Regions from separate parts of the Homo sapiens genome. Here region 2 is linked to region 1. A link is an interaction called in ENCODE POLR2A ChIA-PET data of the cell type or tissue named here. Cell type or tissue: IMR-90. All regions are shown on one strand. Each heading gives the region's core, and the rest is flanking DNA. Links, peaks and the distances in the headings are about the cores only.

What was found. Peaks named below come from ENCODE experiments on the same cell type or tissue, not always from the same donor. Only the 100,000 strongest peaks of a DNase experiment are listed, where the experiment ranks them.
Region 2: POLR2A ChIA-PET joins it to region 1 with 11 read pairs; 2 of 35 experiments call an interaction of 5 or more read pairs at or near these places.

The regions. Positions count from the first base shown.
Region 1 is chr4:26,672,916-26,680,261 of GRCh38, reverse strand. It overlaps TBC1D19 (TBC1 domain family member 19), which reads right to left. Exons shown (of 21, transcript NM_018317.4): 11 at 6,374-6,486. Among named protein-coding and RNA genes, the nearest start is that of TBC1D19, 93 kb to the right of the region's middle. In IMR-90, for the core only: no CTCF peak of the experiment used is centred there; no DNase peak of the experiment used is centred there.
Region 2 is chr4:26,456,760-26,464,105 of GRCh38, reverse strand. No RefSeq gene overlaps it. Among named protein-coding and RNA genes, the nearest start is that of CCKAR, 30 kb to the left of the region's middle. In IMR-90, for the core only: CTCF peaks have their summits at 4,730 (motif pointing left) and 5,713; DNase peaks (open chromatin) are centred at 4,205, 4,685 and 5,825; H3K27ac peaks cover 2,620 bases.

The sequences.
Region 1 (7,346 bases), core at 2,215-7,214:
ATATCAGATGTATTAGTCCATTATCATGCTGCTATGAAGAAATACCTAAGACTGGGTAATTTGTAAAGGAAAGAGGTTTAATTGGTTCACACTTCCACATGGCCGTGGAAGCCTCAGAAAACTTACAATCATGGTGGAAGGCACCTCTTCACAGGGCCACAGGGGAGAGAATGAGTGCCCAGCAAAGGGGGAAGCCCCTTATAAAACCATCAGATCTCAGGAGAACTAACTCACTATCACGAGAACAAAATGGAGGAAACCACACCCATGATTCAATTATGTCCACCTGGTCCCATCCATGACATGTGGGGATTATGAGAACTATAATTCAAGATGAGATTTGGATGGGGACACAACCAAATGATATCATTCTACCCTGGCCCCTCCCAAATCTCGTGTCCTCACAATTAAAAACACAATCATGCCCTTCCAACAGTCCTCCAAAGTTTCAACTCATTCCAGCATTAACTACGCTGATGCAAGAGGTAGACTCCCATGGCCTTGGCCAGCTCTGCCCCTGTGGCTTTACCGAGTACAGCCCCACTCACAGCTGCTTTCACAGGCTGGCATTGGGTGTCTGCAGCTTTTCCAGGCACACAGTGCAAGCTGTTAGTGAATCTACCATTCTGGGGTCTGGAGGATGGTGGCTCTCTTCTCACAGCTCCAGTAGGCAGTGCCCCAGTGGGGACTCTGTGTGGGGGCTCCAACCCACATTTCCCTTCTGTACTGCCCTACCAGAGGTTCTCCATGAGGGCTCCATCCCTGCAGCACACTTCTGCCTGGATATCCAGGCATTTTCATATATCCTTTGAAATTCAGATGGAGGTTCCCAAACCCCAATTCTTGACTTCTGTGTACCTGCTAGACCACCACCACATGGAAGCTGCCAAGTCTTGGAGCTTGCACCCTCTGAAGCAGTGGCCTGACCTGTATCTTGGCCCCTTTTAGTCATGGCTGGAGCTGAAGCATGGGACACAGGGCACCATGTCCTGAGGCTGCACAGAGCAGGGGGGCCCGGGGCTTGGCTCAGGAAACCATTTTTCCCTCCTAAGCCTCTGAGCCTGTGATGGGAGGGGCTGCTGTCAAGGTCTCTGACATGCCCTGGAGGCATTTTCCCCATGGTCTTGGCAATTAGCATTTGGCTCCTCATTACTTATGCAAATTTCTGCAGCCAGCTTGAATTTCTACCCAGAAAATGGGTGTTTCTTTTCTACCACATTGTCAGGCTGCAAATTTTCCAAACTTTTATGCTCTGTCACCTCTTCAATGCTTTGCTGCTTAGAAATTTCTTCCACCAGATACTTACCCTAAATTAACTCTCTCAAGTGCAAAGTGTGAAATGAAAATAAATCTTGGGGTCCCCAAATCACTAAGCTAAAGGGAAAAGTCAAGCTAGGGACTGGGTCATGCAAAACTGCCTCCCCTTTTGTTTCCTAAAAAAGATGATTATAGGACGAAAAGCTACATACCTCCCCCATATTTTACCCACAAGGAAATTCCTAGTGAGCTCAAAGATCTTTACTGTAAGGTGTTTCTGTTAAAATTTCACTACCACAATGTAAGCTGATAGCTTATTTTTACAGGTGCAGTCACCTCCCTGCCCACCAGACAAATGCATATCTGATTGTTTCCCTGTCCCATTTTTTTCTATGTTATCTCATATAAAAATGCAGATTCTCCACATTTTTCCTCACTCCATTTGTCTATGTCATCTGAGGTTGAAAAAAAAAAAAGCAGTTTCGCTGAGCCAGGCAAAGGCATGAATAACTATTTTTCCCTGCCCACCTCTTACATAAAAATTGTGTACTTCTCAATACCTCGCTCTTTCCCCTTTAAATTTGGAGCCCTCAAAATCATCTTTGGAGAAGGCATAGACCTGTTTCCAGGATGCACATCCTTAACTTTGGCAAACAAACCTCCTAAAATAATTGAGACTTGTCTTGTCATTTTTCTCGACTGACGAAAGTTACACAGATCTCTAGGGCAGGGACAAAATGCTGCCAGTCTCTTTGCTAAAGCATAACAAGAATCCCCTTTATTCCAGTTCCCAACAAGTTCCTCATCTCCATCTGAGACCATCTCAGCCTGGACTTCATTGTCCATATCACTATCAACATTTTGGTCAACGCCATTCAACAAGTCTCTAGGAAGTTCCAAACTTTCCCACATTTTCCTGTCTTCTTCTGAGCCCTCCAAACTATTCCAACTTCTGCCTGTTAACTAGTTCCAAAGTCGCTTCCACATTTTCAGATATCTATAGCAGCACCCCACTCTCTGCAGTACCAATTTACTATATGAGTCCATTCTCATGCTGTTATGAAGAAATACCCAAGACTGGATAATTTATAAAGGAAAGAGGTTTAATTGACTCACGGTTCCACATGGCTGAGGAGGCCTCAGGAAATTTACAATCATAGCAGAAGGCACCTCTTCACAGGGCAGCAGGGGAGAGAATGAGTGCCCAGTAAAGGGGGAAACCCCTTATAAAACCAAACCATCAGATCTCGTGAGAACTCACTCACTATCATGAGAACAGGATGGGAGAAACTGCTCCCATGATTTAATTATCTCCACCTAGTCCCTCCCATGACACATGGGAATTATAAGTACAATTCAAGATTTGGGTGGGGACACAGCCAAACCATATCACCAGATTTCAGTGTTTAAAAAAGCAGGGTATTGGGAGGCCGAGGCAGGCGGATCATGAGGTCAGGAGATCAAGACCATCCTGGCTAACATGGTGTAACCCTGTCTCTACTGAAAAATACAAAAAAAAATTAGCCGGTGTAGTGGCGGGCACCTGTAGTCCCAGCTAATCGGGAGGCTGAGGCAGGAGAATGGCGTGAACCTGGGAGGCGGAGCTTGCAGTAAGCCAAGATCGCACCACTGCACTCCAGCCTAGACGACAGAGTGAGACTTCGTCTCAAAAAAAAAAAAAGGATTTATAGGGAACAAGGCTGAAGTCAGAAAGATAAGGTAGAAGGTTTTGTTTTTTTTTAATCCAGGCAAGAAATGATGGTATTTTGAAATGAGAGTGGTAGTGAAACATGTTTAGGAGTTAAATCAAGAAGGAATTATTGAGTAGTATAATTATCGAGTAATACAATATGATATTCAGGAGCTAGGGATGACACCAGGTTTCTGGCTACGGTTCCTTGATGGACAGTGGTACTGAAAAAGGAATTTAGGAAGAGTGTTGACATCTTGAATTTGAGGTGCTTGTGAGATACACGAGTGCTTAGGTTCACTAAGCAGCTGCATTTAAAGTTTAGAAAAGAGAGATCTGAGAAGAAGGCATATAGATTTGAGGTAACTGGTAACTGAGGCTTTGGGAGTTTGTAATATTTGCTAAGGAATGTATGAAGAAGAGACAGACCCTCAAGAATCCTAACTGATAAGACAAAGAAGACCCTCCACAAATGAAGAATGCCAGAAAGAGCACTGTGTCACAAAAGCAAAGGAATATGTCAATAAAGGAATAGTCAATGAGGTTAAACACTGACAACAGGTATAAGAGGTAGACATTTCTTTTTTTTTTTTTTTTTGAGACAGTCTTGCCCTGCTGCCCAGGCTGGAGTGCAGTGGCGCGATCTCTGCTCACTGCAAGCTCTGCCTCCCGGGTTCACGACATTTTCTTGCCTCAGCCTCCCAAGTAGCTGGGATTACAGGCATGCACTACCATGCCTGGCTAATTTTTTGTATTTTTAGTAGAGTCAGGGTTTCTCCACGTTGGCCAGGCTGGTCTCAAACTCACAAAATCAGGTGATTCACCTGGCTCAGCCTTCCAAAATGCTGGGATTACAGGCCTGAGCCACTGTGCCCAGCCTGACATTTCTTCCATTTAAGTAAAAGTAGTTGAGGAAAGGACCAGGTACTGATGCAATTAAGTTTACAAGTTTGGCAGGAAGAATTTGAATGAATTTCTAATGATGACTTCTGTTTTCTCTAAGTATCAGGAGGTTAAGTATTTTGCTAAGACTGAAGAGAAGGGACTGAAGAGAGTGAAGGTCAGAAACAGGCACCGTGAAGACTAAGTGAGCTGACCACAAAAATCTAGGCAGATCAGGCATTGTTAAGAGCCAATGTAAGGTTGTAAGAACCTTCCTAAGAAATTATTAAAGAAAATCTTAAATGTTAATATTAGTCTTGGCTATTGTTATCAGTAAGCAAGTACCTAGAGCAAAAGTAGAAGAACATTTTCTGTCTTTAATTTAGCAAACTGAAATTTAAAAATTTTTAAAATATGAACAATGTTTACTAAATATGGATATTTTGACACATACCTAGAAATGCGTAGAAAAGGAAATATACAAAAGCAATCTTCTTAAACCTATCATAGATTTTCTTTAAAAAATGAAAGTTAGATAATATTCTATTCAAAGTATGAAAAGAATTAACTACTAGGAACCACAAGTATTATATCCAAAGTCTTTGTATTGAAATAGATTTTAAAGAATAGCTTTATGTTTGTGAAATGTAGAATCTTCCATTTATGTCTAACTCCTCAACTATGACTACAATTATATGTGCAGCTTATTTTATGTGATTGAAAAGCGATTCAACAAAAAATTCTAATAAGGTATTCCTAATAAGAAGTAGTATTCTTTTTCCTTCTCTCTTTCTCTCTAAAGTACCACCTACAACAATTATTTTGGAACTGCTATAGTTCATTGGGGTCACACTTTTATAGCTGAAATTAACTGTAAATGATAAAAGATGCTTTAATAAAAAAATCAGGGTTGCTTTCCTGAAAATATTAATTTCTATTTACAGATATTGAATAGACTTGTCACTTTGCAATTAGAAAACTCAGATGGCTATTAGCTCCAAAATTCAAGGGTAAAAATCACCTTAAAAATTTTTTTCTTTTTACAAGAAAACACCTACAAGTAGTAAAAATGATTTTTGAACACTGTAAAAAATGATTACCTGGGATTATTATTTTATTATTACGTGGGGTTATTAGGATGATACTTCTGGAAATATTCTAAATTTGTTTTAGAAATCGCAGTGATTCTTCTGCGAAGAGATAGAATTTGTTAATACAATTTCTATACAGTTAAGTTGGCAGTGCATCTACAAAGTTAGATCAGGACAAGAGTTGTATCTTCTTCTACAAGAATTGATACACTCACCAAAAAAAGGCCCAATATATACTCAAAACTATTTTATAAACTATTTTCTCTAAAGTGTCACAATAAAAAGTCAGCAATATCATTTGTCTAAAACTGCTCTGAAATAAATTGCAAGCTTTATTGTTTCACAAAGGAAGCAAGTGATTTTTGACAGAACTGTTCAGAGGGAGATTTAAAACACAGTATACACACATGCACGTATACATAGTTTGCAAGGGTTAGAGGTATAGTTTTTATAACAATATTAATAATATTTGATTTTCTTTAAAAACATCATTATTAATTATAATTAATTTATAACATGATTAAATGTAATATGTAACTCTTATGATTACTTTTATTAATGGTGATCATTTATGTTCCAGGCACTATGTTAAAAGTACATGTACGTTATTTCATTTAATTCTGACGATTATGTGATATAAATATTATTACCTATATTTAAGTGTGGGTTAACTGAGGTTTGAAGAAATTTAAGTACTTGCTCAATGATATATTTCTAGTAAGCTGGGTGAGCTAGAAGTTGAAATCAGGTCTGTATGATTCCAAAACCCATGTTTTTAAACACCAGGCTAGAAAACTATTAGTGTGCTATTCATTAAAATTTTTTAAATGGATAACTTCTATGATTAATGGGCTTAAGCAAAAAACAAACAAAAAAATCCCCACTAAGAATATTTCAAGAATCAATGTCTTACATAGTTTTGCTTTATTTAATCTATTACCCATCTGCTGGTGATCTCTTTTCATATTCATATTTCCTAAAATAAAATGTTCTTACATATAGAAAAATAACATTCCCACTTAATCTGTCAATTTCTAGAACCATAAAAATAGTGCATATTTCAAAAGTACCTATAGGGACAAAGAATCCATTTACTTAACCTGAGTTGCCTTTCTTTATTTCTCCGTAGTCTAACATCCGTATTCAACCACACATCTTCACAGATCTAAATTGTCAGTCTCCACTTCTCAAAATTTTACTTACTGTTTTGTTGTATATGTAAGGTCACACCATTTCATTAATTATTAATAACAAAAACTTCAATATTAAGCAGACAATATTAAATTATATGTTAAATCTTATTTTAGAACCTAAAACTATAGTGATTTTGAAAATTTAAAAAGGGGGTTAATAATAGATTAAGAAACAAAAGTTTTTTCAATTTTGAATAACTGGTCTTTGAAAAATAAATACCCCAAAGCTAAAATCTGACCCACCCTTTTTTTCTTCTTACCTCAGGTTGGCTGGAAATATTCAAAATGAGAGCCCACAATTCAGCTCTCAGTGCCGTGGGACTTCCTTGTCTGATGTACTGTTGAGCAGCAGCACTATCTTGTTCTGCTAGAACTATCAAAAGTATATGAAAATCTCCTTTGAAAACTCAGAATGTAAGAAACATCACTGAAATCTTCAATTATAAATCTTTTGGGAAGCTGATATTCAGTCTTTCTATCTAACATAATTACACCGTATCTTTACCTTTTAAAATTTATTCTCTGGATTTCAATACAGCCCTATTTGCAGCCCTCCCAGTTGCAAGCCTTAAGCTCTTCCACCTCCTACCCAGTGTGGATAAGGAGGGACTTAATGTAAGGACTTTGAGATCACTTTGCTTTAACTATAGCTCCATGGATCTGAAACTAGTATTGTGTGTGTGTGTGTGTGTGTGTGTGTGTATATATATATATATATATATATGAAATAATTTTTAGATTCCATTATCAAGTTAATTCATAGCTACGGAAACCCCAAATTTCTTATGCATATTCTACTACATCATGAATGTTCTAATATTTGGAAATGTATGGTACATGAAGTTTCATGCCTAAGAATTACAATATATAAGAATGTTAGCTATCTATTCTATTAAATGACTTCTTAGTTATTTGCCAAAATCAACAGAAAACAGGGATTTTCAAAGACGTAGAAACAAAGATCTCATAACCTTGCAAGAAGGCTCAAATTATTCTTAAAAAGCCAAGTTCACACAATCAATATGTTATCTTTTGCTTTCATTTTAATTTTTATTTTCTTTAATAAAGATGTCAGCTATTCAGTCTGGAAATAAAGGTCCAAAAAAACAAAATGAAGCAAAACCAAAAAAAGACATATCAAAACAACTGCTAATGTTTATCTAACCAGTATTGTTTTCTTATATTTTCTTCTTAAAAAAAATCTTATATTAAATGAAAATGACATGAGCAGAA
Region 2 (7,346 bases), core at 1,188-6,187, 220 kb after region 1:
GGGTGGTGGGGGCAACATGATGTAAAGACCCTCGACCTTAGTTAAGGTTCAATGTCCTAATTCTGTGAGGACCCAAGGAAACTAAAAGGGATGAATGCAATGCAAGATACATTGTGAGATTGGTAAAGGTGGCCTTTGATATGCAGGCTGCCTGTGGAAGATTCAATTATTGCTCAGCAAACATCACCACTAGTACCTCCATGGGAAGCATACACTTCCCTCTCCCAGCTATATTGGGATTCACTGTGTGACTTGCTTTGGCCAAAAGAATGGGGGTCCGAAGTGACAGTGGGCAAGTTTTAAGCCTAGGACTGAAGAGACATGAGTGGAAACACTCAGTATGAAGCTGGTCCAAGAAGGACAAGAGAGACCCAGGGCCAGATCAGGTTCTTATCTGCAGCTTGGAGCCAAGCCTAAAACAGATGAGGCTTGAACCCAAGTTGACCAATGGCCACATGAGGGAAAAATAAATGCTCAATGTGTGTCACTGAGTCTGGATGTTTTTGTTACACAGCATTACTGTAGTGGTAGCTGACTGATACACTGTCCTTTATTTCCTACCACCTCTCTCTACATGTCTCCCTATCTTTCTCGTCTGCCTTCTCCCTACCAAAACTTTTCAACCTAAAAGTCTGGGGTTGAGCTTTCACTTCTTAGACTGAATTTCAGTTACAGACTTTCTCCTCCCAAACGTATGTGTTTTTCAAGTCTTGTCTCTTTGCAAAAAGAAAGACTTTGCTATTAGGATTTGAGAAATCAGCAGTCTCATGAGAACGACATTTACAAGCTGAGGACATTTTCTAGGGTATCCTGGTTTCGTACTCCTAGCAGCCTAGAGTGAGGCAGACCCCAGCATAGAGCTCATTTTTCAGGAAGGCTCAAAATCCTGCAAGAAGGGCTTAGCAAAAGCCATGCATCTGTTTCATTCTATCATTTGCTCAGGGAAAGTTGAAGCCTGTTGGCAATTCTAGCTGGGCTTATGAGGACTTCTCTTCCTCTTCACCCCTCCCTCAAAGTTTGGCCAGATCCGCAGTCCAAATGGCAGTATGTGTTCAAGAAGATGATTAATGTGAGCAGAAGGTTCCAGGAAATCTCTCAGGGCCCTTCTGTTTATTAAATATAAAAACTCATGTTTAAATATAATGTCAAAGGTATGACACACACCAACACGATCCAAGACAGACTGTTGGCTTTAACATTCAATAACTAGAGGTTCTTCAAGTTTTGACTTCTGAGCTTAAAGTCTCTTAAAGATTTTCCAGGAAGGCTCAAACTACTCAAGGAAGAAGTCAGCAGAGGCCAGCGAAGTCCATACATTTGTTTCCATCATCTGTACTTAATGGCAGAAGCTGTGGCTTTTGGGTTGGGGGACAGTGTCTAATTGAGTCAATGTCATGCACTGTATCAGGAAGCCATTCCCTGACAGCCTGGCCTGAGCTAGAGAACACAACTGCATTCTCCCATAGCACCCCAACTTCTCATGTCTATTCATTCATTCCTGTAGGACATAGTTCTTGAGAACCTACTATATACCAGACCCAGCTCCAGGAACTGGAAATGCATGGGTTACAAGACAATGCCCAGGTCTCCTGGTTTAGATTCTAGAGGTGGAGAGACAGACAGCACACAAATAAACACACAGGTGGTTTGATCACAAGGACTATGAAGAAAATGTAACAGTGTGGTGTGGTACACTTGAATGGAAGAGGGTGTGCCACAGGTAGGCAGGGTGGGTAGGGAATAACAGTGACAGAAGTTTCTATGCTGCTTACGCTTTGACACACACCATTCTAAGAACTTCATGTATATTAACTCACTTAATCCTCACAGCGACCCTACGGAGTAGAAGCTGTTACTGCCCCTTTTACAGGTGAGAAAAGTGATACCTAGAGAAGTGAAGTAACCTGCCCTGCTTCACACAGCTGAAAAGCAGAAGAGCTGGAAGGCAGGCCCAGGTATTGGCACCACGAGTCACGCTGTCACCCGCTACCCCACACACTGCCTCACAGAGCAGGTGAGGTTGGAGTGCAGGAATGGGCCAGCCTCATAAAGAGCTGGGGAAGAATATTCTAGACAAAACAGAAAGCGAGGAAATCATTGCAGTCCTTTAGGCAAGAGATGAGGGAGACAAGGACCAGACGGCAGCAATGGACACGGTGATAAGTGGAAGGTTTCAGATCTGTTTTCGCTCTGTGGTGGCATTTCTTATTTAAATACCCACGTTTCCTGATAAGCTGGTAGCTCCACAAGGGCCAATGCCTCATCTATTCTGCTCATCTTATGTCCCCAGTGCCTGCTATAGCATTTAGTTCATAGATTTTTTTTTATAGAGATGGCGTCTTGCTACATTGGCCAGGTTGATGCTTGAACTCTTGGCCTCAAGCAATCTTCCTACCTTGGCCTCCCAAAGTGTTGGGATTACAGGCATGAGCCGCCCCCCTACACAACCTACAGATTTTTAAATAATTCGGTATAGAGTAAGTAATTAGATAAGTAAGTAATTAATGAGCATTAGGCCAGCCTGACGTTGGTTCGAATCCCAAATCCTTCACCTCCTTCACCTGTTTACTGTTCAACTCAGGCAAATTACTTAAGCTCTCTGATCCTCTTTTGATTGTATCTATGATGGGGATAATAAGGCAATCACAGGGTTGAGTGTGGAGAGGATTAAATGAGATAGCTTTTGTAAAGGGTTAATAGCAAGGCAGTCACAAGACAGATGCCTACAGAAATGTTGACATCCAACATTCTTTCCCTACTACATAGAAAACCAGAGTCATTTCAGTGACATGAATCGTTGTAGAATCGAGAGCTGAAAGGGAATCAAAGCCCCTATTACTCAGTATGGTCCAAGGACCAGCCCCATCATGTTAGAAATAAAGAAACTCAGAGGCCCGGTGCAGTGGCTCACACTTGTCATCCCAGCACTTCGGGAGGCCGAGGCAGGCAGATCACAGGAGGCCAGGAGTTCGAGACCAGCCTGGGCAACGTGGCAAAACCCCATCTCTACTAAAAATACAAAAATTAACTGGGTGTGGTGGTGTGTGCCTGTAATCCCAGCTACTCAGGAGGCTGAGGCAGGAGAATCACTTGAATCTGGGAGGTGGAGGTGGAGGTTACAGTGAGCCAAGATAGTGACACTGCTCTCCAGCCTGGGCAACAGAGCAACACCCTGTCTTGAAGGGAAAAAAATAAATTAAAAAAAAGAAATAAAGAAAGTCAAGCTCCACCCCAGACCACTAAAGCAGAACTTCTGGGGGAAAGGCCTGGTTATCTGTATATGTAGTCAGCACCACCACCTTTCCCAAGGGATTTTTTTTTTTTTTTGAGATGGAGTCTCCCTCTGTCACCCAGGCTGCAGTGCAGTGGCACGATCTTGGCTCACTGCAACCTCAGCCTCCAGGGTTCAAGCCATTCTCCTGCTTCAGCCTCCCAAGTAGCTGGTACTACAGGCATGCACTACCACACCCAGCTAATTTTTGTATTTTTAGTAGAGACAGGGTTTCACCATGTTGGCCAGGCTGGTCTCCAACTCCTGTCCTCATGATCCACCCACCTTGGCCTCCCAAAGTGCTGGGATTACAGGCGTGAGCCATTGTGTCCGCCCTCCCCCAGGGGATTCTTATCAAGGAGAAAGTTGGAGTAGGTTGAGCCTGCTGCAGTCGAGGGTCTCGTGTCCTTCGTACTGTCCTGAACACTCACTTGAACCCCAACCCTCTCCCCGCCTGGGGCTTGGTGCCTGGGCCTCCACACTTTGCTGCCAATCCATCTGCTGTTCTTCAGACACCTGCCACTCCAAGCTGGGCTTCCAGTGAATTGAAAGCTGCCCCATCAGACGCCCACGCTGGACTAATCGGCTGGGGCTAGGAGGTTCCAGTAGCATCACGCACAAGGGGAACCTGAGCCTGGTTGGCTTGGCCACCAGCATCACAGCATCCTGGGAGAGGTGCCTTTGGTCCTTGGCAATCCTCCTGGACCACCTGCTGCACCTGAAAAACACAGCAGAACAGGATTCTGACTGTGGAAGGCATCCCCCTGTCTGAATTATCCACCCCATAAGCAAGCCCTAGAGACAGAAGAACAAGAGGACACATTCTTCCAAGCCTCTGAAACATTATCCAGACCTGTCCGTGCCGATTCATCAACTCTGAGCTCAAGGAATCATAAAAGTTTGTTTTTTCATATCTAAGAGATGATCCAACCTTCTGGAAACTAAACTTTCTTCTCTTAGTTCATGCAGAAGTCATTTTAGTGAGCCACAGGATCTGCTTTTCATTCTTGATGACTATACCCATATGGGATTGTTGGGAGAGCCAATAAAGAACGTTTTTAAAAACCTCTCTGTAACAACTTCGCTTTGCACCTCAATACACCTGCTTCGAAAGGTCATTTAGAGACCATTTGTATTGGGATGACAAATGAAGTGATTGTACTAAAATGTAACTTTCATAATGGCAACAATCCTGTGTGCTACAACCGCCCCTCCTGGCACAAAGTGGGCCTTCAGTATAGATTTCTTAATAAATGCCATGAAGTATAGAAGTGCAAGCGGACTTTACAAAGATGCTCATTACAAAGATCATAATTGGTGGCCACGTTTCAGTTCGTTTTTGTCGAAAGCTGTTTACCTTTAAGCCTATGCTATGCTCAGGCTGACTTGTGTGCTCTGTTACATCAAACTACCGAAAAGCCATTTCCCAGACCAAGTTCAAACTTACTGCCATCTACTGGCTAACACTTAAAATTAGCCTTACCGGCATATGTTTAAATTTTAACTACCTGCGTAAAACGGAAAACATTTGCAGAAAATTGTGGAAACATAATCTACCGTAAAGACTTGAGGCCAGGCGGAGTGGCTCACGCCTGTAATCCCAGCATTTTGGGAGGCCGAGGCGGGCGGATCACCTGAGGTCAGGAGTTCAAGACCAGCACGGCCAACATGGTGAAACCTCGTCTCTATTTAAAAAAAAAAAAAAATTACCTGGGAGTGGTGGTGCATGCCTGTAATCTCAGCTACTCAGGAGGCTGAGGCAGGAGAATCACTTGAACTTGGGAGGCAGAGGTTGCAGTGAGCTGAGATCGCACCACTGCACTCCAGTCTAGACAACAGAGTGAGACTTCATGTCAAAAAAGAAAAAAAAAAGACTTGACAGTAGTATTCCATTTTCAAAAGAATGAACGGAAACTACTGTTTTTGCATTAATAGTGTTTTAAAAGGTTACATTTGATGTATATATATATATAATTTAACCTCTAAAATATATATGTCCCCCCAGAGCATTCCTGCAAAAAAAAAAAAAAAAAAAAAAAAAAAAAAAAGCTTAGTTTATAAACTAGAGCTCAATGAAATTTCTAACCAGTAAATTCTGTGACAGCCTCCTTTGATAGATGTGCTGTTTCTGCTGGGTTTGATGCTACTCCTTCATAGACTGTGAGTCTGGGAAGAAGCAAACTGAGGTTGAAAGATGGAGAAGGTCTCCTGAAGATGGTCAGGCCTGGAATGTGGAGATTCAGAAAATCCTGGCACTCAAGAGCATACTGCCCACTCAAAAGCATACGCCAGAAGTCCCCCTACCCCACTCCCCACCAAAAAAACTGGTGTGTATGTGTGTGTATGTGTGTGTGCGCGTGCACACACACGCATGCTTCCTGTGCTTTTTAAATATCTGCAACTGACATGTGGGGAACTTGCAAAGGAGAACAACAGCTGCCTTCACACTGCCCCCTACCCCACACTGCGTATTTAAAGGAAAGTCTGGCCCAACTTTCCTCTGAGTGCAGCAGAAGGAAAACACACACAGACCGCAGCAGAGAAAACCACACAGACATATAAGCAAACAGACAGCTTCAATTTCAAAGATTCTTGCAAGACCCAGTGTGGCTCAGGAATGGCCATCAAGAAGCTGATGGTTCTGGAATGGGCCCTGATGTTTATACACTCAACGCCTGGCTGCTGGTTTTTTTAGACTGACCGGAGTGGCCACTGCCTCACAGAATCACTAAAAGCTCACTCTGCCAGGGGCAGGCAGGCAGACTCTGTTGTAGTCCAGGAAGTGTCCTCTTTCCTTGAAAGTAGATTTAAACTTTCTGAGAATTAATGTTTGTCCCTAGGAACAGGTCTGTGTGCATATGTGTGCATGTACGTATGTGTGTATGTATGTGTGTTTAATGGTTGCCCCTTGGACAACTTCTCACCAGTAGGGAAGACAAACCCCTCATCCCCTCAACCCAACTGACCTGCTGGGAAGTCCCCATGGAACTTATTTATTCTATAAATTCATCCAGTAAATATATTTGGGGCCTTTACAGACACTATTCTTAGCTCTGGGAATACAGTGGTGGAGACAGATGTTTCCATCCTCCTGGGTCTTGCCGTCTGGTGGGTGAGAAAGACAATAAACAAGGACACGAATGCAGGAGCTGCAAGCGCTACATGGAAAATAAAGCAGGGAATGAGAGAAGAGTGAATGAGCTAGGGCGCTGGAGGAGAGAGAATTCTTAGGCTGGCCGTCTTTGAGAGGTGACACCTGAGTGAAGTGAGGAAGTCCACCATGAGGAGATCTGGGAAGAGCAATTCAAGCAAAAGGAAAAGTGGGCATGAAGGCTTGGGGGTGAGGGCCCCTTGGCATTTTCGAGGAACCAGAGAAAAGTGCTTCTTCATATGTGATCTCAATGTATCTTTGCAAAGATCCTAAGAAGTACTGCTATGATCCTCATGTTAAAGATGAAGAAATGAGGCTCAGAGAGGTTAGGTAACCTGTCCAAGGTCATCCAGCTGGCAAATGGCAGAACCAGCAAAGATCCCAGGCAGTGTGGCTGTGGAGTCCAGGCTGTTAAAGAATTTGCCTGGATATAGTAAGAAACCAGCGTTACCTATTACCTGCAAGAGTTGGGTGGGAGGGACTGAGTAGGAGGTGGAGGGTGGATCCCAGGACCAAACCAGTCTTTGTGGATGAAGGGTGGAGTTTCCTTCCAACTGTGTGGCTTATAGAAAATAATCTTTCAGAAGAGCATGTGCTATCTGATGAGAAAGGAAAATGACGGCCTACAGTGTGTCTACACGGGTCCCCAGTGAAGTGTGTGTGTGTTTCCTTGGATGATGGAGACAGTCATATTGAGTACATCACTTTAAATTCCTCCCCACTGAAGACACATGTGCGCTCATTATCCAGCCCCTCTGTAGAGTTTTGCAGCCCACAGGGCATCCCCTCCCCATATCCCTGCCTCCCTCGAGCTGGTGACAACGTGGCAGCATAGGTCAAGGAGGCTGTTTCTAGAGATTCTAGAGAGTGAAGAGATGTCATTCTGACATCTTTTGCAAAATGGAAAATGTGAGGGAGTTAGCC